3 separate regions of the Mus musculus genome follow, and regions 1 and 3 are each linked to region 2. The links are chromatin loops, found by intact Hi-C in ENCODE. Cell type or tissue: heart. All regions are shown on one strand.

Region 1 (8,000 bases), 140 kb after region 2:
TAAATCTAAAAAAAAAAAAAAAGTCAAGGCTAGCCTGGGCTACTCAGGAGTCTCTCAAAAGCAAAACAAAACCAACCAACCAACCACCCAACCACCCAACCACCCAGCCAAACCCAAAGTACAAAACAGAACAAAACAACCACCACCACTAAAAATATTGCATCAAGGGGATGAAGAAATGGTTTAGTAGTTAAGACCACTGGTTGCCTTTCCAGAGGACCCAGGTTCAGTTCCCAGCATCACATAGTAACTGACTCCCACTTCTGGCCTCCTTGGGCACTCCATTTGCTTGGTACATAGATAATACTTAAAGGCAAAATAACCATATGCATAAAACAATTTAAAAAGTTTAAAAAGATTGCATCAACATTAACAACGTGTTAATCTTTTCAGGTGTCTGGTACTTCCTGATAACCATTGGTAAACTAGCAAGACCTGCTAGTAAACTAGCAAGGTATCCACAGACTCCTTGGCTTCCATGGTTTGGCTTCTCAGAGTCTTCTTTGGGGACTTTTGGGGTGCCACTGAGCCTCTGTTTCACCAGATCTCCCCAGTGTGTACAATGGCAATGGCAGCTACCGTTGTGACCATGGCCTCCAGAAATCACAGTGGGGTAAGTCTACCCGGTTCACACCGACCTCAGCTCAATCTCCAAGGCTGGCTTTGTTGAGAGTGTGACTGCCATTCACAAGGTGAATCTTAGGAAGTTTTGCCATTGCAGTCTTGCCTCCAGTTTTCAGACTCAGAATGCTCCTATCATGGAGAGAGTCGGGCAATGCCATTGTTCCTGTGTTGTCCTCTTTCTGGTCACCCTAGACCCATCCAGAAAGCCCCAGTTTGTTTCTATTGCATCTTCATTCCACATTCGGGTAAGACTGAAAACCTGCAATTCAGTCTCTGGTGTTAATGTTTTCAAATTGTTCCCGGCATGCAACAGAAACTCACATTTAATTTTTCCAAGCTGCCTTTTTCTTCCGCTGTGTTGTGAGAGGTAGCAACTCCCTCCGCATTCTGACTATGAACTCCTCTGCCTTATCTGCACCCTCCCTGAGCTTGCCATCCTGTCCAGGACCTCATGCTTTATCCTTTTGATTACTGGCTGCTGGATTCTTTCCAGTCCTGAGGTGTGATCAGTAAGGAGCAGAGAACAGAATGGCACACACTATGGGGTCAATTGCCTGTCACTAGACAGAGGTGAGTTGGCTCTGTCATTTCCGTGTTATTCTGTCTGCACATCTGAGGTGGCTTATTGTTAGGAAAGATGATCCTGGAAGCCAGACAGGATTTCTGACTTCAAGGACTGTTTTCCTTGAGCTCATTTTATCTTCTTCTTGCCCGAGCCAAAGCTGGCTGGCAGGTGTCTGCCTCCCACACAGCTCTCTCACATCCTCTGCAGCTTCTTTCTGTCACTCTCAGCTAGCTCACTCCTACCCAACCTGGAGTCACATGACCTCAGAGACTTTGCTGTGCACTTCTCCCCCAGATCTCTTACGACCTTGACAATCAAGAATTGGGTGTACAGGATGTAAACCAAGCTGTTGCTAGCATTGTTTTTCTTTTTCTTCTAGAGATAGAGTTTCACTGTATAACCCAACCTGACCTGGAACTTATTATACAGCCTAGGTTGGCTTTGAACTCATGGTAGCTCTCCTCCTTAAGCCACTGAAGGGCTGAAATGACAGACGTGAGCCACCATGCCAGGCTTCTGGCATAGATATTTAAATTATACTACATTTGAAAAAGTATACCTCCAGTTAAAACAATTTTGAAAATATAAACAAATACAAAGAAAATTTAAAACACACAATCTTATTACCCAGAGATAACCTCTGCTAATATTTTGGTTTATGTTTGTCCAGTCTTTTACTCAGAATCACAAAACCCACATGCTCCATTGTGAACAATAACCCCAGTGATCATCACGTTAGCTTGTGAGGTGGCTTGCATTTGCAACCCCCACACTGGGGAGGCAGGAGTTCAAGGCTTAATAGAGAGATACCATCTTACAACAAAGCAAGCAAACGACAACAACAACAACAACAACAACAACAAAGTGATCCTCACAAAATTTGCAATATACCAGCATTTGGGAGGCAGAGGCAGGTGGATCTCTACAAGTTCAAGGCCAGCCTGGTCTACAGACTGAGTTCCAGGCCAGCCAGAGCTACACAGAGAAACTCTGACTCAAAAAAGAAAATTGCCGGGGCTGGAGAGATGGCTCAGCGGTTAAGAGCACTGATTACTCTTCCAAAGGTCCTGAGTTCAATTCCCAGCAACCACATGGTGGCTCACAACCATCTGTAATGGGGTCTGATGCCCTCTTCTGGTGTGTCTGAAGATAGCTACAGTGTACTCATATACATAAAATAAATAAATCTTTAAAAAAAAAAAAGAAAATTGCCATTTTACAAGACACAAAACAGTCTTTCAAGATGATTATAACTGGGGCCTGTAGAAGACAGCTGTCAGTGAAGCATGGGGGCTGAGTCTGAGCTCCAGTGCATAAATACAGAGCTGAGTGTGAGGAGCACATGTGTTTCATGTGAGGAGTACTTGTGTTTCATTTGGGGAACACTTGTCATTTCAGTGCTGCAGAGTCAGACAGAGATGGGTGGATCCTGGGGGTTGCTGTTGGGCTAGCCTAGCATACTCAAGAAGCCCCAGGCCAGTGAGGGAACTTGTCTTAAAAAAGCAACCAAGATGGATAGCTCCTGACATTGTCCTCTGGCTTCCACACACATGCCCACATATGTGCATAAGATACAGCACACACATATGTAGCTAACTATACACAGATCTGCACATATATCACAAAAATTATTTTAATTGTATATGTTTATGGGGTACCATAGGATAATCTGACATGTGAATATACAGTAGGTGGTGAACAATCAGGGTGGCTAATATTTATATCTTCTTAAAACATTTTCAAAATCTTTAATTAATGGAATAACTGTACATATTTATAAATGACCATGCATATTTCAATACATGTATGCAATATATGATGACAAGGTATGGTGTGCTGGCTATTTTTTTAAATTTTTTTTGTCAACTAGATACAAATTACAATCATTTGGGAAGAAACATTACTCAATTGAGTAATGTTTCCTTCAGATTGACATGCAGGAAGTCCGTAGGAAAAAAAAGTGTTTTGTTTTTCATTAATGATTGATGTAGGAGGGTTGAGCCTACTGTGGGTTGTGATGTCCTTGGGCAGATGGTCCTGAGTCACAGAAGAAATCTGACTGAGCTGGCTATGGAGTAAGCACGGTTCCTCCAGGGTCTCTGCTTCAGCTCCTGCCTCCAGGTTCTGAATGCTCCAGGTGTCTGAGGCACCGTGCTGGTTCCTGTAGCTTCAGTTTCATACTCTACCTCTTTGCAACAGAGTCAAGGTTTTTACCCATCAATGCCTTCCCCATAGTAGGAGCTCAACACATGGTAAGAAACTAAAGGTCTCTTGACATAGTCTGAGGATCCTTACATGGTTACAGCAGCCACCACCTAGCAACCAGTGAGACTCTTCCAAACATGCAAAACAGTCACACAATTCATGTGTGAAAAGTAATGTATCCCCTCTCACACAAAAAACCTCACTTACTCTAAGTTATCAGCACAGCACTGCCTTCACCATGGGAATTTAAAAATAGATTGTGAGAAGAGGAGGAAAAGGGTGTCCTAGAGGCAGGCTGCCAGTCTGATTGAAGCAGGTGGCATGATCTGCCTTTCCATAAGGTGCCAGAAGGCTTCAAAAAGCATCCCTAAAGCACACAGGCCTACTGCTGCTTTCCTTAACATGTGCACATCCACACGCACCAAAAGTCTAATGGATCATGCCGCTGTCTTAAAGTTGAGGGAAAACATTTATCTTTTGAGCCATTAAAAGAAGACTTTGATGTCCCTAGAGAGTTTGGAAAAGCTTCTATAAAAAATGGCAATATGAGGGGCTGGAGAGATAGCTAAGTAGTTAAGAGCACTTGCTATGTTATCAGAGGACCTGGGTTTGATTCCCCAGCATCCAGGTGTCATTTCACACTCTTCTGGCCTCGGGGTGGCACTCACAGGGTGCACACACATTGCAGCCCAAACACTCATACACATAAAATAAAGTCCTTTAAAAAAATGATATGAAGCGGGGGGGGGGGGGGGGGGTAGTGGCGCACGCCTTTAATCCCAGCACTAGGGAGGCAGAGTCAGGCGGATTTCTGAGTTCGAGGCCAGCCTGGTCTACAAAGTGAGTTCCAGGACAGTCAGGGCTACACAGAGAAACCCTGTCTCGAAAAACCAAAACCAAAAAAAAAAAAAAAAGAGTTGGTAATGAATAAATAAATAAATAGATGCTAGATAAATAAATGAAGCTTTGTCGCCCCTGCTCCGTTGCTCAAGCTGTTTAATGTCTAAATAGTCCCACTTTTAGGAACTACTGAACAACTAAGCGGAAAGTAATGTCTCTCCTTCATCCTCTCACCGCATCCGGCTGTGGCTTGGCTTTGCGCAGGGGACCAGACTCGGTCCTTCGCAAGGCTGCTCTTCTCCCTAAGTTATGCATTCTTGGGGACCAGGGGCCGTGACCCGGATCGTGTCCATCGGGCACCAGGCGCGGAGTCAGGGCTCAGCGAGCCTGCTGAGGCAATGTGGAAAGTCACTCGGGGGAGGACCCGCGCTCGAGGCAATGATTCACCGGGTGTTTCTTCGCATTCCTTAAGGTGCAGTCACGTCGGCGCAGCACGCAGCCGCCCGGCAGCTACCTGTGGAGTGGAAGGGCAAGTCCACCTCCACCTCCGCGGCCGGCGCACAGCAGAGGCCCGGAGGGGGCGCGCGAACCCGCGGGAGGGCACTCGGCCGCCTCCCCGCCCCCTCTCGCGGCGGAAGCCCCGCCCCTCCGCGCGCCCGCCCTCCGCGCGCACCCGCCCTCGCCCTCGCGCCCTCGCGCCCTCGCGCCGGGGGCGGGCTCGCTGCGCGTGCCGGGCGGGGAAGCGGCGCGAGCCGGCGCCGTTCCGTTCGCCGCGGGGGCGGCTCCGGGGCCTGAGTGGGCGCCGCCGCCTCAGTCGCTGCTTGCTGCTTCAGCCGCCTCAGCCGAGGGGGCCGGGTTGGAGGAGGCTGCGGCCGCCGGAGAGCCACGCGACGGCCCCTCAGCTCCGGCCGGGAAGCGAGCCAGGTGGGGAGTCCGCCGGGGCTGGAGGAGCGAGAAGGAGGGCTGCGGGGTGGCGGAGTGCGCGGCCCTGGAGCGGCGACCCTTGGGAGACAGCACGCCGGGCCGGGGAGGGCTCTCCGGTCACCCGCGCGCGCGGGGGCCCGCGGAGCGCAGAGCCGGGCTGCGCGCGCTGCTGATGCATCCTGAGCCCGGCTGGCGGGGAGGAGGCTCCGCGTTAGGTGCTGAAGGGGGCGAAGGCGGCAGGTCCTGGCAGAGGGCAGGTGAGGTAGGCAGGCCCTGGCAGAGGGAAGGGAATTCATTCCAGATCACCTCTCAGTGTCCCCCGAGGCTCCCGGTAGACGAACCTGTCCACCCAGGTCACCCCTGTTGGGCACAGTGTCCGGAGAAGAGGGAGGATGCAGCTGACGAATGCTTGCTGTTAAATTTCTGTGCCAGGCCTTAGGGAATCAGGGAGACCTTCCAGCATTCTCTGCAAGCGTTTATTGATTAGCTACGGAGCAGGAGAGAACCGCGGTCAGCGCCTGGGTCACGACTTTATCACTCTCAGCCATCTTTTGCTGTTGAAGTGCTGACAGTTCGGCTGTGAAAGTATGCACACAAAATGTAAAGTGCTCTATTTCATGTTTCCTGTTCTGTTCACTTCAGGTCCCTTTAGGATTTTCCCAGCCCTGGGAAACTGGAGCCGTAAGTTGCTTGGTTTGTGGAGAAAGTAAGATAGTTGAGGAAAGCTGGTGGGAACTATTGAGAAGAGATTTGAAGGATCTTACTGACATTTAAAAGAGGGGTGGGGAGGGGGAGAAGAAATCTGGAAGAAGAATCTTGCCTTCCCAGCTAGAATTAAGCTCCGTGCCTGTTTTCTGTTCAGTCCTCCGGATGTGGCCTGGATCCCAGCAGCCCTACAGTGGATGCCCACTGCAGAATGGATGGAGGAAGCAGGGGCTTGAGTGTCAGTCTCTGTAGAGTTAGGGATGATCGCTGGACTTCCTTTGGTCCTCGGATTCTCTTTTTGCCTCTTCAGGTAACCCAGGCACTGGTAGGTTAAAACAGTGGCTTAGGTGGCAGACTCCGGTGGCCTGTGGCCACTCTTCTTCATCCACGTGGTTCTTGCATGTTGTGCACCAGGAGCTTAATCTCTGGGTGGTGCTCTGGTCTTTTCTCTCTTTGGCTTTTTTCTGGTCGTTTGAGGAGGATGGGAGGGTGCTTTTGCTTAGAGAACACTTTATAATTTCTGTCCTGCCTCTCGGATCTTGGTTCTGAAGGGAGAGAATGCTTCTTTCTGTCTCTTTAGTTCTGTAAGGGCTGGACTTCTGTCCTCCACCTTGCCTGGACTCTCCAGTCCCAGGCTGCTGCTTCCTTTCCCTCGCTTGCAGTGCCTGTTGGATTACTTTGCTTGCCAAAGTAAAACTTGACCTTTTATGTGTTCTCTGAGGATTTTTAGCAGACTTAAGTGGAGCTACCTCTGAAGGGGTTGTGCAGTCAAGGTGGTGCTGGCAGAGTCTTTATGTTCACTGAATTTTGCCCAGGAGACAGAATTTCTACTTAAAGTATTAGCGTGCAGAGGATTTCCGTTTATCATTTATTTCATGTCTTGGATGTTAACATAACTGACTCCTCATATAAAAAATGAGAGCAATATTAATCCAGACTTGTCATTGCATGTATAATAAGCCTTCATTTATTTTATTTTAATTACTCTGTACTTCAGAGTATAATCATTAAGTTTCGATTAGGTTTTGTTTTAGGGTGCCTTGTTTCAGGCACTTCTAACATTTTATTTAGATATTTAATTTACATTTATTTGAAAATAAACCCTCTGTCCCCGGTTTTTTTTTTTTTAAATAGGCTCTTGCTGAATAGCTCCAGCTGGCTTGGTACTCGATATACTGTAGCCCAGGTTGTAAGCTGGCTTTGAACTTATGGCTATCCTTCTATTAGTCCCTTCTGTGAACCACCATACCTGATTAAAACAAACCTTTTCTTTCGTCTTTTGTCTTTTTCCTTTTTTTTTTTTTTTTGATAGGGTCTCTCTGTGTCATTCTGACTAACTTTGAACTTGTCTATCCTCCTATCTATGTGCCCTGGAATTACAGGTGTGCACTACTGTGCTGTCTTGATGTGTAGTTTACATAGGATGAGATGGGTAGATTTTGCATGTTGAGCTGGGTGTTTATAAAATGGTACATATTGTGGGTGTGGCGGCGCATGTCTTTCCATCTCAGCCCCTGGGAGGCAGAAGCGAGTTCATTACTTCACAGTGCCACCACTGCCTGGCTCTGAATGGTTTTTAATGGAACCCAGAGAATGCTTTTAGATTTGTTACAAGAAGATATCTAGGGCAGTGGTGGCACAAGCCTTTAATCCCAGTACTAGGGAGGCAGAGGCAGGTGAATTTCTGTGTTCGAGGCCAGCCTGGTCTACAAAGTGAGTTCCAGGACAGCCAGAGCTACACGGAAAAACCCTCAAAAGACAAAAAAAAAAAAAGTTTATTTTCTCTGGCACTTCTTTTAATCTGAAAGAGAAAAGAATAAGAATTGGAGGGCTGGAGAGATGGCTCAGTGGTTAAGAGCACTGACTGCTCTTCTGAAGGCCGTGAGTTCAAATCACAGCAACCACATGGTAGCTTACAACCATCCATAATGACATCTGATGCCTTCTGGTGTGTCTGAAGACAGCTACAGTGTATTTACATAAAATAATAAATCTTTAAAAAAAAAAGAATAAGAATTGGAGGAAGGGTATTTGAGGATTTTCCTGAAATGAGCAAGGGAGTTAGGTTTGTTTTTGTTTTTAATTAAAGGTGTAATTGACTGTATTAGTCACGGAAGTCTGATTGATTTTTCAGGAG
Region 2 (8,000 bases):
TGCTGGGCCCAAGCCATCCTGAGTCACAAGAACTTCATCACCATACCTTGCTAAAAATAAACCTTGTGGTTTTGTTTGTTTGCAGACAGGTCTAGTTATATAGTCCAAACTGTTTAGAAACTTACTGTGTAGGCCAGGCTGGCATGGACCTAATAGCAATTCTCCTGTCTCTGCCTCCATGAATATGATGACAAGCTTGAAATAGCATGCCTGACATAAAAATGAATATTCATTGAATCAATCAGTCCATCTTTAGAGAGATCACCGAGGACTTTAAAAATCTAAATAAATTACCCTCTAATCCCAACTGAAGAACTATGGTTAGTTAGTGGCCTCTGAGGAAGAATCAGTTTTCTGTTTGGTGTGGCTTCTGTGTCACCACAATTCATGGATGGCCCACATCCAAAATTATATGGACAGTGTATGTTGGAGGCAATGGATTTAAATTAAAGATATGAAGTTAGAGGAGTTTAGGCAGGTGGTGGTGGATCTGGGAGGAATTATGGGGAGAAGTTGAGATGAATATGACCAAATATGCTAAATGAAAATTTCAAAGAATAAAAATATTCTAAAAATTGTTTAAGTTCTGGGCTGGAGAGATGGCTCAGCGGTTAAGAGCACTGACTGCTTGCTCTTCCAGAGGTCCTGAGTTCAATTCCCAGCAACCACATGGTGGCTCACACCATCTGTAATGAGATCTGATGCCCTCTTCTGGTATGTCTAAAGACAGCAACAGAGTACTCATGCAATAAATAAATCTTTAAAAAAAATTGTTTAAGTTCTATCAGTGAATAATAACATCAGGATGAATCTAAACCTATTTAGGTCTAGGCTGTGTCTCCCTCCATGTAAAAATCTATAATGAACTCTCTTGTTCTCTTGCTTCCCTCTTGCCCTCTTGGGCTTTTCCTCTCCCCCCCCCCTTCCGTATTCCCTTCCCCCTCTCTCCACATGTTCTTGGCCAGCCTCTATTTCTTTTCTTCTTCCTCTTCTTCTTCTCCTCCCTCCTCCTCTCCCCCCCTCTCTGCCTCTACTACCCTCTTAGCTCCCCTCCCCATGCCCTGAATACTCTATTCTATACTAAAATAAACAAATCTATAGTGAGTATAGAAGAACTATTTATTATTATTATTGGTAGAGATATAGTTCAGAGCATTTACCTAGTATGAGCAAGGCCCTCCATTCAATCTCTAATACAACAAAAACAACTTTAAAAATATTGCTGGGATCTGAGGAGCATTCGGACTATGAACAACATTTCAGACAACTTCAGAATGAATGGTGAAGTTCCTCAGGGGGGTGGGGTAGGAGAGGCTGAGGACTTCTGGATGGACAAACCCATGCTAACTAAGGAGTCACACAGACAGGCTGTCCCCAGATCCTTCTGGCTGACCTCCAGTTCCTCCACCATCCTTCCTGTTTCCTCCAGGTCTGCAGCATTTAGCCGCCACCAGTCCAGTCTGCTTAAAGTCACTGCTCTAGTTTCTCATCACACAGACACCTTAGCAAACAGAGAGACAGAGACACACCCTAGCAAAGAAAACTGAAAGGTGAAGTGGTATGTCCAGGTTCCCACATGTGTAATAGTCAGATGGGAATATGGGAATTCTGGCCAAGGCCAATCTGTCTAGTTTTGTTCTATACAGCCACTTGCTCTAGAGCATATCCCTTCCAATTGCAATATTTCCTCCAAATTGCAACATTTGCTCCAGGAGGGAGCAAGAAGCTTAGGAGCCCAGGTGGTAAACAAAACCCCATGCCCAGAGAACACCAACAATCCAAACATTGAGGAAAGGTTATCAATTTTTTTTTTCAAAAAAATCTAATTGTAGGCTGGGTGTGATGCTCCAACACTCAGGAGGCAGAGGCATGTGATCTCTGTGAGTCTGAGTCTAGCCTAGTCTTCATACAAAGTTCCAGAAAAGCTGGGGCTATAAAGAGAGACTCTGTTTTGTTTTGTTTTTGTTTCTGTTTGTTTTTTAGAGATAGGGTTTCTCTGTTTAGCCCTGGCAGCCCTGGAACTCACTCTGTAGACCAGGCTGGCCTCGGACTCAGAAATCCATCTGCCTCTGCCTCCCAAGTGCTGGAATTAAAAGGCGTGAGCCACCACTGCCCGGTGAGAGGCCTTTTAAAAAGCAAAAAAAGGAATCCACATTTATCACACAGACACACACACACACACTGTTGATGGTTCTTTTTTGAGACAGTGTCTGAAGGACAGCCTGGAACTTGCTCTGTAGCAGACCTTATGGATAACCCAAGCTTCTAATCTTCTTAGTGCTTAGATGACAAGGATGCACCATGACACAGAAAATATTTTGACAGAGAAAATATTGCCAATAGTAAGGAGTTCTATGAACTGCTGAAACCCATCTAGGGAGCGCCTACATTCTAGACAACAGGTTATCACTAGAGATGTGCCTTCATGGTGAAGGCCTGCAATCCCCGGTACTATGGAGGCTGAATAATTTGGATTGCAAGGTCAAAACTTGCCGAAGCTGGGGGCTGGAAAGATGGCTCAGCGGTTAAAAGCACAGACTGCTCTTCCAGAGGTCCTGAGTTCAATTCCCAGCAACCACATGGTGACTCACAACCATCTGTAATGAGATCTGATGCCCTCTTCTGGTGTGCATGAAGATAGAAATCCGTGTACACTTGCCTAAGCTACAGAACGAATTCAAGAACAGTCTGGATAATTTAGGGGGACGCTGCCTATGTAAAAACAACAGAATGGCTGGAGTACAGCTGAGTGGTAGAAGGCTTATGCTAGCCTGCAGGCTCAATCCCCAGTACCCATGGGAGGCGGAGAGCTTGCATTGAGCCACATCCCTAGCCGCTGTGCATTCTCCTCTATGTTGTTTACAAGAACAGATAATCAGAGATAAAATGTTCTGGATATTCAGGAGGGTGTTACTGACATTATGAAGAGTGAATAGTTTCTTGACTAGACATAGCTGAACCATTCAACAAATATTTAACGGATTCCTGATACATATAGGCTCTGTGCCAAGGGAGATAAAACATACTTCTTTGATGATACCAATCACATGTAAAAACACAATGCGATTTCTAAACTCCTTTTTAAAAAATATTTATTTTATGTATGAGTACACTGTAGCTGTCTTCACTGTAGCTGACACACCGGAAGAGGGCATCGGATCCCATGGTTGTGAGCCACCATGTGGTTGCTGAGAATTAAACTCAGAACCTCCGGAATAGTCAGTGCACTTATCCTCTGAGCCATAAACGTGGTTTCTGTTGGCCTAAAAAAGGTCTATTTACTTTGCGAGACAAGGCTTGGTAGCTAACAACTTAGTTTTTGGTATATTCACATCCTATACTAGAGAGTTGGTAAATCAATCTAACCTGTCTCATCTATTAATCAGATTAATAATAGACAAGAACTGCACGCGGTACGTCTTCAAAAAGATAAGCTTTGTAAAAAATGAACTTGAGGACAAGACGATGCATGCCTGTAATTACCAGTAATGGGAGACAGAAGTTCGGAGTTTAAGGTCCGCCTTACCTGAGCCTGTACCACAACAAAATAAAACATGCTGATTAAAACGGTAGTTGGCAAGATCACTTGATCGTCGGGCTCTTTAAGTTTCCAGAGCCACTCCTCAACACACGCTGCACGTAACCGCGCAATCAGCCTTTCCCGAAAGGAGCAGATTCTGTTTCCGCCAGAAGATCTTCCCGGCGGGTGTGACCGCCAGACATCCGACCCACAGACCATGGGCCGCCCTCCGTCGTGCGCAAGGGCTCGATGCGGAGACACCGGAAGTGCAGGGGCGTGGCTAACTGCTGCAGCCTGCCGGTCCGACGCCGAGGCTGGGGGCGCGCGCAAGTGCGCGCTCGTTCGCGCGGCCTGCAGCGTACAGTAGTGACGGCCGCGCGGCAGGGGTCACGTGACCACAGAAGCTGCTTGTACAGTAAGAACCCAATATGGCAGCGGCGGTAGCAGTGGCAGCGGCAGCAGGACCGGCCACCCCGTAGAGCCCCCTACCCCCGCCACTGCGCGCCTCCGCGGCCGCTTGCTCGCTGAGTTGCTTCTCGGGTCCGACTTCCCCTTTCTCCCACCTTTCCTGGCACCGCGGGAAAAGCAGTGCAGGGCGCAGCAGGCGAGGGAACGCAGCCGGAGCCGGGGCACGGAAGCCTCCCAGTCAGTCAGAACCGACATGAGGGAAAAGGGCCGTAGGAAGAAGGGCAGGACCTGGGCGGAGGCCGCCAAGACGGTAAGGAGGAGGGAGCAGAGAGAAAGGCTGGCAGGAGTTCGTTTTCTCGCCGGCCACCCGTCGCAAGGCAAGGGAGGTCACTTGGCCCCGCGACCGGGTTGAGGATCAGGAAAGCGCGCGCAGAGAGCGGCAGTTACGGGCGCGTTGGAGAGCCGTGAGGAGACCGAGGCGTCGGCGCGAGGAATCCGTCGCGCGACTGCGACTTCTCGCGGTGGCTACGACTGGACCTCCTCGGTGTTGTGAGGTTGCCTTTCGGGGTCATGTCGCTGTCGCCCCTACACTGTTACCCCTTGTCTCGGCCCTGTGTGTTGTGCTTGCCCAGTAACCGGTTCTTCTCCCTTGTGCGCCTCGGAGAGCCCCGATTGGATGCAGACAGGAGGCGGTTTGTGCGTGCTTCCAGCCCCGGAAAGGAGAGGGGAGCGCTTGAGCTCGGTGGCGTTCTCCTGTCGAGGCAGAGGTGCTGCCAGACCGGGGCCCCCGCTTATCTTGCTCCGGGAGCCAATGTGAGGTCACGAGGCTTTTGTGTTTGCTGTGAGAGCTGAAAGTGCAGGAGGTGTTTAGAAACGAAGTAACAGGTGGGACTCAGAATTTTTTTTTCTGTTTCCGTAGAGACCTACTCTGAGTAAGGCTGCAATGCATGGTGGGACGTGTAGTTTATTGGCTTTCTTTTTCTCCTTTCCTTTTTCCTTTCCTTTCCTTTCCTTTCCTTTTCTCTCCTCCCCTCCCCTCCTCTTTTCTTTTCTTTTCTTTTCTTTTCTTTTCTTTTCTTTTCTTTTCTTTTCTTTTCTTTTCTTTTCATTTCTTTTCTTCTTTTTTAAGTTAAAGTGAAAGTGGACCGGACCAATGAAGTTGTGATTAGTGCCCCTCACTCCAATTTTGTTATATGGAATTTAAAAGTCATTTAGCAATGAGTATTTGTGAGAAACATTGTTTTGAAAAATTTAAAACGTGTATTTACGAAGAAAAGAAACCTTAAGGAGAAATTGAAGTTTCATCAAGCATTAGTAGCATTTCAACCTCTTTAATAGTGGACAACATAGTGGGTTCTAATAACTGAACCTTTATGAATTATACGTTTTATTTTCTCTTTAAAAAGATGTGTGTGGGGGCTGGAGAGATGGCTCAGTGGTTAAGAGCATTGACTGCTCTTCCAGAGGTCTTGAGTTCAATTCCCAGCAACCACATGGTGGCTCACAACCATCTGTAATGGGATCGGATGCCCTCTTCTGGTGTGTCTGAAGATAGCAACAGTGTATTTGCATACATTAAATTAATTAATTTTAAAAAGGTGTGTATGTGTATGTGTATGTATGTATGGAGTGTGTACGTGGCTATGGAGCACGCATGTAGAGGTGATAGGACAACTTGTAGGAGTTGATGTAGGTTCTTAGGATCGAACTCAGGTTATCAGGCTTGCTGGCCAGCGCAGTTACCCACTGAGTAATCTCGAAAATCCTGGATTGTTTGTTTATTAATTTATTTTTTGAAAAAGGGTTTCTCTGCCTTGAAACGCTATAGACCAGGCTGGGCTTGACCTCAGAGATCCCCCTGCCTCTGCCTCCCAAGTCCTGGGATTAAAAGTATGAACCACCACTGACTGACTCCTTGTTTATTTTTTAAATGAGACTTACAGAATTCAAAAGTAATGTTCATCATGGAGAAATTTAGAAAAGTATGAAGAAAATAACTCAGTCCGTTCATTCTTTTATCGCCTAGTCTTGTTTCCCCAAATTTGAATTATATTGTTTATTCAACCTGTATTTTGTTTTTATAAGCCACGTACTTTTTTTGTTGAATGTTTTCCCTATATACATTTGTTTGTTTGTTTGAGGATAGCATCTCACATAATAAATGATGGCCTAAAGTTTGCAGCAATCTTCCTGCCTTTGCCCCCTTGGGTGCTGGGATTGTAGACATGTACCACCATGCCCAGTTTTATGGGATTCTGAGGATAGAGCCTAGAGCATTATGCACTCTAGGCAAAATACTCTACCACTTGAACTACACCCCCAGCCCACTTAGAATATGTCTTTGTGACTGTACTGGTAGTTTCCTCTAAGGGACAACTCTATAAATTTTTTTGCTGGTGAGGAGTTTCTCTTCTACAGAAGTTTACTTTCTACATTAGGGACATCTCATGATTGCTTACTGTTAATAAAAGAAAGAGATTTGATTTTAGTTAAAATATGCAAAACCCCAAACTAATTATGTGAATTAATTTTAAGTGTCCATGATGTCATTATTTATTTATTAGGCTTTAATTTTTGAGACCAGGTTTCACTTTGCAGCCTAGGCAGGCCTTAGCATTCAAAGTATTAAGATTACAGGCATCTCAGCAGTCTCTGTCTTTGTAAGATGGACTCCTTCTGTAACCCTTACTAGTTAAGAACCCTTTATGTAGACCAGACTGGCCTTAAACTGGATTATAAGTATGTACTACAATCTCTACAGTACCTTGTGAATTATTCTTTTTGGATTAAATAGTTTAATGGTTAGGAAATTGTGACAAATAGGAAGAATAATTTTGCACCAGTTAGAGTTCTTACAATGATAATATTTGCTTATTTTGTGCCCCAGCTACCTTTGTGAAAAATAGTGTTTAAAAGACAGAAAGTAGGCTGGGGAGCTGGCTTAGTGGTTAAGAGCACTTGTACAGAAAGATACTTTATCTCACCAAGGGCCCCACTTCCCCATTTATAAAAACTCATTTGTTTTACTTTTATGCCTCTTTTTGTGAGTAGGGATGTCTATGTGTGTCTACATCTGTGTGTGGGAGTCAGAGGATGACATTAGGTGCTTTTCTCAGTTGCTCTTTATTTACTGAGGCAAGATCTGTCACTAAAATGGAAACTTGCCAGTTGCTTTGCATGAGTAGCTGGCCAGCTTGCCCCCATCTCAACTTTCCAAGTACTGGTATTATAAGATGGTGCCACTATGAACACCTGTACTTAAAATGTTTTTAAAAATTGTATTATGTGTATGGGTATTTTGTTTGCATGTGTCTTTGCACCATATGTATACCTGGGGTCAGAAGAGTGTTTCTGGCCCCTTAGAACTACAGTTACAGATGGTTGTGAGCTGAACCTTGACCTTCTGGAAGCGTGCCTTTGTCCACTGAGCTATCTTTGGAGCCCCCACACGGTGACTTTTCTGTGTCTTTTGCCATCTGCACTCTAGGCCTTATGTTTGTTCTCTAAGTGCTTTATCCATTGAGCCAATTTCCCACTCCTCCCCCCTGTTTTTATATGTTTGTCCTGAAAGTCTACACACCTCCTACCTTGTGGAAGGCAAAACAGAAAATAACTTATTTTGGAGTCAGGCAGTAATGGCAACACATCTTTAGTTCCAGCACTTGGGAGGCAGAGTCTGGCAGAGTTCTTGAGTTCAAGGTCTACAGAGACAGTTCCAGAATGGCCAGGGCTACACAGAGAAACCCTGACTTGAAAAGTCTCCTGTCTTCAGGGGAATAACTATATTGGATATTAAGTTAAAAATTTCTACAGGGCCATGTTGGGACAGGGTTGCAATCTAGCATCTTGTGGGAGAGGCAAAAATATCTTCATATCAAGGCCAGTTTGGCCTAGGTAGGTAGATTCTATTTCCAAAAATTTTAAAAAGTGTTTGCTACAAAAAGAGATACAGGAGTAGCTCCTAGATTATGAAACTTGAGAAAGCAATCTCAAATTTGCAGAGCAGACTACTGCTTTTTCCCCTTTTTAAAAAAAATTTATTTATTTATTTATTTATTTATTTATTATGTAT
Region 3 (8,000 bases), 120 kb before region 2:
TAAAGTAGTAAAATAAGTTAGCCCTGGTCCAGTATGTTCTGTATGAAGAGGGTATCACTGTACTATATCCTATCTCTCCTCCTACCTCTGTTCATTATTCATCACCCACCTCTTCTAGGACTTAGCAACTACAGGGGGGAAAAAAGGCATAGACTCCTGCCTCTGTATTATTATATATTATAATATGTTATATATTACATTATATATATTAAATATTATTCAAATGATCTTAGACTCACTTTTTCGATGTTGTTAGCAGTCTTGCTATTTGACCCTGTGATCCTCCTGCCTTAGCCACTCAAGTTTTGGAATTAGAACCACCGCCAGCTGTGACTTTAGATTCACTTTGCAGATTTTGAATTGTTAGCCTCATAAACTTAAATATGAAACATACCAATAATTTATTTTTGCAACAGTATGCAATAGATGGGATCACAAAAACTTACATGATTTCTAATATGGATATGTAAGAATTGAAGGTATACAGAAAAACAAGAACAGTCATCCTGGTGAGCACTGTAAGAATCATAAATCTAAAAAGCCTTCCTTCAGAGCTATCCAGTAAGAAGCAAAACCCACCCGGCCTGGAATCCTTGCAGCCCAGTCCTTTGAAACCCTTGTAAAATGACTACTGCTTTGTTAGTGCAGGTTTTGATGCTAGGTGTGTATCTCAGTGGTAGAATGCACACCTGAAAGGAGACAGGACTCTGGTCCACTGAAAATATGTTGTATTTTACATGTCCTAAAGTGATAAACATTCCAAGTATCTTTAGTTAGATATGTATCAATTGACTACTTTTCTGTTGTTTAGACATATACTGTCAATATATGGTAGCAACTAGTCACATTGGCAACAGAGCTGAAATATGCCTAATATAAATTGAGAAGAGCTGTCCATATAGCTCCCACACTAGTTGGAAACAATGTAAAATATCTGTTTAAAATTGTAGGCATATGTGCATCTTTGACGAGTTGAAAGATATTAATTTTTTTCCTTTGTGACTACCAAAGTTTATGAGGCTAACAGAATTCAAAATCTGCAAAGAGTCAAGTATGAGCTGGACTAAGAATTGTCAGAATTTTGTTCATTTTCTTAGCTTACTTTATTCAAATCTTGTGTCAAAACATCAAATGTTTTTATATCAAAATGTATAAATGTCAGAGGTTATTGTATAATTGTTTAGCAGAGCACCAACAGATATTCAAGCAGCCATTACACACAAGACATATTCAATCCATAAAGCAACTTATTCTGTCACACACCAGTATCAGGAAGGCCATATATTCTGCACAAATCTGCACTGTGTTCCTACAAAGTACCTGGCACCATTGTTAGGTGCTTTGCTCTCGCTGACCTGTATTAATCCTCACAAGCACCATACATGGCATTTGCACTGTCGAATAAGACACTGTAGCCAAAGTTGCAATTCCTGTGGAGCCAGGAATTCAAAACAGCAGGCTGCATGGGAAACAACCCATCTCCCTAAGTCAAAGGACAATGAAGACTATGGATACAAGGAGGACTGGAGGTGTAACTCAGCAGCTTGCCTACCACGCATGAGGTTAGTCAATGCCCAGTACCTGAGGACAGGCAGCTGGGGGGCTAAGTAGCTTTCTTCACCAGGAAACTTTACTTCCTACTTTCACCTACCCGTTCTCAAGAGCAGGTTAAAAAAAAAAGGATCGCACACTAAATTCTCTTTCAAAGAGGCTACCTCTCCTCTGATCCAATTCATACTTGTCTTTCAGACTACGTTTTAAACATCCATGCAAAGCAGATTCCCCATAATTCAGACTACTCCCCTTCCTCCCTCTCCTCACTCTAGTGCTTTGCACACTGTTGTTGCCTTCTTTATCAGAATGCTCAAGGGGTCTATTGTATCGACCACTTATTTTCAACGCTTTTAACAGTGCCTAGAACTTGGTGCTCAATAAATATTTGCTGATCTAGCCACCTGACTGACCCAGCTACACTTCAAAGCAAACTTAGTGCTGTGTAAGTGCTAACCCACTAAGCAGAGGACAAGTTCAAGCTTCGTGATATTTTGACAATCCTGCCCACCAGTAAGGTAAAACAACCTATTTTAAATAAAAATTTGCTCATCTTAATTGCAGTATAACTTAAGCATATTTTGCGAAAATATGCTTAAGCTACTTACAAATATGTCTTAAGGAAATCCTATACTATAAATTGGTTAAAACAAGATTTTCACAATTCTTAAGGAAAACCACTAGAGTCGCTTCTCATCGTGAAGCTAGTTACATTTATCACAAGTTTTCCTGCACTGCTCTAATGCCGGAGCTGAGGTTCAAAAATGAAAGACACCGGATACTTTAAAAAACCAGGGAGGGGGGTGGTCATGTACAGTTACTTTGACAAAATTGATGTTGGTGCCAGCGTCAAAACGACTTTCTTGAAACCTTCCCTTTTCATTTCCGAAACAGGAAACCCATTTAAAAGGTCAGTTTTTATTTCCATACCAAGTAATTCCGAAATATGTGGTAGTACATTAGAAGTCCTTAGAGCCATGACTGACGAAAGATTTTCCTGTAAATTCTAACATCAAGTAAAACATTAGAACTTGACTTGATTCCATTGGGTTGAAAACAGAAACCGTCCATCTGCTTCGTTGAGGTCTTGAAAAAGCACTGTGAGCCAACCATGCCAGATTCCCACCCCAAGCACGAAGGGCCTCCGATTGTTTGACACATCAATGGTTCAGTCAAGACAGCCAACTCACTTTCCCCCGCCCCTCTCATTTTCCTTAATGATTCTGCAACTCTCAAGTTTACTCCAAGTTACAGTCAGATAGAATATTTTCTCTTTGACCCCCAATTCGGGCCTTTGCCACATAGCCAGTACTGCTTCAATCCCAACCACTAAATTACGTCTATTACAAATAGCACATCAAGTAACTTCATGCAATTATGGTAAGGCCAGGCAAGTCACTTAAAGAAACCGGATTCTGGAACGCTGCTAAATGCTGCATATTTTGTGCCAGAAGGCACCGAACAGAGAAGGAGACTTGAGACCGGATGGTAAGCATGGGAAGACCCCGCCCCAGTAAGGCTATTCCGATTCCAACAGTAACTTAGGTCTGTCGTCTGGAATCGGAATCACTGGAACAAAGGCGTAAATTCCGGGAAGCAAGATGTCTGGAATAAAAGAAAACGGCTCGCGGCTACAGAGCCCCCACACCATCCTCCCACAGGTCTTACCTATGGTGGAAATAAAGGTGGTATTGAAGGCATCGTCCGAAAAACGAAAAAGGACGCAGGTCTTGCCCACTCCCGAGTCCCCGATCAGGAGCAGCTTGAAAAGCAGGTCGTACGTCTTCTTCGCCATTGGGAGGAGCGGCTCGGGCGCTCGCCGCCGGTAGCCCCAAGGGATCGGAACTGCTCACTACAACCAACTCCTCACCCGGGCGTTCTGGGGCCGCAGCAGCCGGGTAGCGTGTGCGGAAGGAGAAAGCAGCTCTCGAGACGGAGCAGGAGACCTTCCGAACGGCCTCGTCGAGGAAGCCCCGACGGTGGCGGCGCCCGTGCCTCCGAGGGGCGGCGCCCGCGGCTCCGCAGCCTCTCCCAGCCGCTCCGCCCGGTTCCGGGGAGTCGGTCGGGACAAAATGGCCTCCCCTCCCCCCTCAGCGCAGCTCGGCCGGGACGCTCCCACGGGCGGACGAGCGAGCTCTACGTCGAGGGAGCGCGGCGGGCTTGAACACGGCCTCCGCCCGGAGCAGAAACCCCGCGCTAGGACACGGGCGAGGGCAGCGGGAGGTCTCGCGAGCCGACAAGCCCTGCTACATAACCCCAGGAAACAGAGCCGCCCCGGCCAGAGCCACCTTTTTCCCCGTGCCCTCTCACGCCGGCGTGCGCGCAGCCTGAGACGCACGCAAGGACGTACACCCGCCCTTCTCTCGCGCCCTCGCCCCTGCGGCCCGCCTCTGCGCACGCGCGCGGGCGGGCAAGTAGGGCACGCGGAGGCGGGACCAGAGGGGGCGAGGCCGCGGGCGCGCTCCCTACGGCCTCCTGATTGGGTGAGCGGCTTGACGAACACGCCCCGCGGGGGAGGTGCGGCCCGGGAACTGCGCAGGCGCACTACGTCCGTATAGCTCCTGCCCTCCCTCCCTTGCCTTTTCCGGGGCGCCCAGCTGACTGCTGGAATCCTCTACTCCCTCTCAGTATCCTGTTGAGGAGCTAAGGATGTTAGCCCAGCGACGGGCGTGGCTGGCTGTGTGTGTGTGTGTGTGTGTATAGTTCATATAGATGAGAGAGAAAGAAGTGCTCTGGGCCACTCAGGAACCTCCTTACTAAACCCGGACATCTCCAGAAGAGATCCCGCTTGTGGGCTGGTCCTGACAACCTGGTCTCCTTAAGAAGCTAGAGTTGATAGAGCCGGGATTCCAAACTGAAAAAGGCGCAGCGCTCCTGGGGTTGGAATGATGTCATCGGCCTGAGGAACCCCGGGTGCGGGGAGAACCTCCCTGCGAATGGAAGCTTCTTTGCTGCTTCGGGCCTAAGCAGCCCTTGGAATCCCGGGAGCTGAAGCGCTCTATTCAGAAAAGGCGGGCGGTCACTGTAGCCAAAGTTGTACCACCAAATCGAAAATCTGAAAGCCTGCCCCATCCCAACCGATCTCTTCCTTGCTTTTCACTTGTTTGTAGGTTGGTTGTTTTGTTGCAAAGTCTGTACACCAGTACTGACTTCCAATTCATGAATCTCCAGTCTCAGCCTCCTGAGGGCTACTCTGGTGGGGTAACTCCACCACACCTGTGCCATGTCTTTTCTCTAGTTTTGTCCCTTTTCCCTCTCTCCCTATCAGTTTTATTTACACCTCCCTTTTCTTCCTTTCTATAGTCGAAATAAGCAAATTTCTAACTTACCTTTCTAAGTATGCTCCAGCACCCGCAGAATGTGATGGTAGAATGGTTGAACCTGATGAGCTGATTCACCAATAAGGAGATTTTTATTTAGGTAAATTTTATATACACACACACATAACTAATTAGCATATAACAAATATATAAGCATATTAAATAAAAATAAGCTACACTTTGGCAGACACCTCGCCATCACCAACATGTGCATTTCATGTGTAAGTAAAGCCTTTGATCATGTTCTTTTCTGACCATCTTAGATGTGATCATGCTCTTCAAAGACTTGTCCTCCTTCTAAACACCCATAAGCCTTTGAAGGTGTTTGTGTTCTCTAAACCATCTCCCAGTTGATTCTCTGATTGGTTTTAGTTTTCTCATTAAACTATATCCTCCAAATCATTCTTCCTCCAGCTGGGACTGTCGTGCTGTATCATGAATCAACAATTCTATTAAAAGTTGTCGGTAAGCTTCTCAGCTTTGTCTTAGCTCAGTCATAATCTTGAGCACCCCAGGAAAATCTTCAAGGAGCTGGGGATGTAGCGCACTTGTACAGTGCCTGTCTAGCATAAATGAAGCCCTGGGTTCAATTCTTGCAAGTTGGGGACCAGAAAATCAGAAGTGTAGAGTCATCTTTGATAACAAAAGAGAATTGGATGTCAGCCTGGGAGACCTTGTCAGAATGTGGAGGTGGGTTGAGATTATTCTTTCTCAAATAGCTCAATTGATTAAATTCCAATACTGTAAAGCATTCTGAAAGTCCTAGTCTGTAAATTACCCAGGCAAGCCTCAACCTTCTCCAGATTCGCCCTCCCAAGTTTGCAGGTGTGTGCTACCGCCCCTTCTTGAATGTAATTGGATTTATTAGTTTTTAAAGTAGAAAGCTGAATTTGGGAAACAATACTATCACACAAATTTGGGAAGTAATGGACTGCTAGAAATAATTACCATTTTTTTCAATTTTTTATTAGGTATTTATTTCATTTACATTTCCAATGCTATCCCAAAAGTCCCCCACATGCTCCCCCACCCACTCCCCCACCCACCCACTCCCACTTCTTGGCCCTGGCGTTCCCCTGTACTGAGGCATATAATGTTTGCACGACCAATGGGCCTCTCTTTCCACTGATGGCCGACTAGGCCATCTTCTGATACATATGCAGCTAGAGACATGAGCTCCGGAGGGTACTGGTTAGTTCATACTGTTGTTCCACCTATAGGATTACAGATCCCTTTAGCTCCTTGGTTATTTTCTCTAGCTCCTCCATTGGGGGCCCTGTGATCCATCCAATAGCTGACTGTGAGCATCCACTTCTGTGTTTGTTAGGCCCCAATAATTACCATTTTTAAATTCATTCTATATCCCAGTTGTTTCCAAACTTTGTATTCTGAAATTTTGCAAATTATTTGGTCATATTTACTAACAGTTGTTTTCATTCTTAAATCAGGATCATGGAATGGTAGATCCTTGAGATCATAATTTTGTTGGATGTAGTTAAAATGTCTGTAATCCTAATACTCAGGAGCTGAGACACAAGGATTGGCTGCTCAAAGCTAGCCTCCAGCAAATACTGAGCTAGAGACCCTCTCATTCTTCCCATCCTTTCCCAGCTACAAAACTAAAAAGGAATTGACTTTCTGGTTATTGGGAATTGAACCCTTATACATACTAGGCAGGTCTTCACCCACCTCTCTGATTCCTCCTTATTCTTTTATCTGAGCTCCTTTCCTTGGTGACTTTGTTCTTCCTAAGAATGGCATCTTTGCTTGAAAGGTAGGTTGGCCTTGCTGTGTCATCACCTAACTGTAAAACCAGCTTCTTCCAGAGTCTATAGGACTTTGCCTATTTACTGCTACCCATTTCCTGTGTTCACACCCACAATCTTCTACAGGGATTTCCTTGAGGAAGGTTTTCATTAGACAGACCTGATTGTCCAGAGGCCACGGCTATTTTTATCACCATTTGCTGCCTCCCTGTTGGCAGTAGGCGTTCAAGAGATTGCAGGCCCAGTGAACTACCCTACCTCCTACATCTCTCTAGAAAGCAGGAAATGTTTTCTCTCCCATAGTTACTATGTATCTTCTTGCTTTCAAGGTTAGTTTTATGTGGTTTTCTCCTTGTAAAATGTACCTCAGATCACTTGCTATCCCTTCAGCCTTGAGCTTAAATGTCCTCACCATAGCAACCCCTGCGCTAAGCAGCTTCTTTCCCTTCTGAACTCCTTCAGTACTTCTCAAAACCAATGTGTTGTGGGCTTGGTCTATAATACCAGCACTGGGGAAGCATATGTAGAAGGTTCAAGGTAAATTCTAAGCCAGCCTGATAGCAAGATAGAAGCCAGCCAGGGCTGCAGAGTGAGACCCTATTTCGATCAGCAAGAAACCAATTATGTTTTTAAATGTATTAACTTCACAATGGATAAATATTTCTTTTAGAAACTTCACTGTGGCTCATGCCTGTAATGCCAGCAGATCTCTGCCAGCTCTGGGTCAGCCAGGGCTACATAGTGAGACCCCTGTCTCAAAAGACAGAGGGACGGCACGTTTTATAAAGGAAAAAGCAAATACAATGCTACAATGAAAGGATCACCTTCTTTTTCTTGAAATCCTGTTTGGTTTGGTTTGGGGTTTGTTTTCTGAACAGGGTTTCTCTGTGTTAATGGCCTTGGCTGTCCTGGAACTTGCTTTGTAGACAAGCCTGCCTCAGACTTACAGAGATCCGCCTGCCTCTGCCTCCCAAGTGCTGGGATTAAAGGCGTGCGCCACCACGCCCGGCTCAAATTATTTTTTTAAATAAATGTTGTTATTAGAAAAACTTGAGCCGGGCGTGGTGGCGCACGCCTTTAATCCCAGCACTCGGGAGGCAGAGGCAGGTGGATTTCTGAGTTCGAGGCCAGCCTGGTCTACAAAGTGAGCTCCAGGACAGCCAGGGCTATACAGAGAAACCCTGTCTCAAAAAACCAAAAAAAAAAAAAAAAAAAAATTAATTTTAGGGCATACATAAAGACCTCAACTCCACTGTAGGGTTTGTTTATTCAGTAGACAAAAAACAATATTAAGGCTAATCACAACTGCAAATCAGCAGAATGCACTAAACCTGCAGCCAATGTATCTTCCAGAATGAGCTTG

Evidence for each region. Peaks named below come from ENCODE experiments on the same cell type or tissue, not always from the same donor. Only the 100,000 strongest peaks of a DNase experiment are listed, where the experiment ranks them.
Region 1: it touches region 2 in a loop (4-fold over the local background); 8 of 42 quality-filtered maps call a loop at or near these places.
Region 3: a loop joins it to region 2, with 3 times the contacts of the local background. A loop is called at or near these places in 11 of 42 quality-filtered maps.

Annotation. Positions count from the first base shown.
Region 1 is chr12:3,567,490-3,575,489 of GRCm38, forward strand. It overlaps Dtnb (dystrobrevin, beta), which reads left to right and starts at 4,902. Exons shown (of 18, transcript NM_001162465.2): 1 at 4,902-5,158. In heart, a CTCF peak has its summit at 4,784; a DNase peak (open chromatin) is centred at 4,932; H3K4me3 peaks cover 2,138 bases; H3K27ac peaks cover 1,423 bases.
Region 2 is chr12:3,422,975-3,430,974 of GRCm38, forward strand. It overlaps Asxl2 (additional sex combs like 2, transcriptional regulator), which reads left to right and starts at 3,883. Exons shown (of 13, transcript NM_001270988.1): 1 at 3,883-4,238. The coding sequence starts at 4,182. It overlaps 1110002L01Rik (RIKEN cDNA 1110002L01 gene), which reads right to left and starts at 3,773. Exons shown (of 3, transcript NR_030694.1): 1 at 3,527-3,773. In heart, CTCF peaks have their summits at 3,150 (motif pointing right) and 5,465 (motif pointing left); DNase peaks (open chromatin) are centred at 1,397, 3,807 and 4,627; H3K4me3 peaks cover 3,478 bases; H3K27ac peaks cover 2,315 bases.
Region 3 is chr12:3,306,073-3,314,072 of GRCm38, forward strand. Rab10 (RAB10, member RAS oncogene family) reads right to left here and starts at 3,897. Exons shown (of 6, transcript NM_016676.5): 1 at 3,220-3,897. The coding sequence starts at 3,346. In heart, no CTCF peak of the experiment used is centred here; a DNase peak (open chromatin) is centred at 4,009; H3K4me3 peaks cover 3,787 bases; H3K27ac peaks cover 2,205 bases.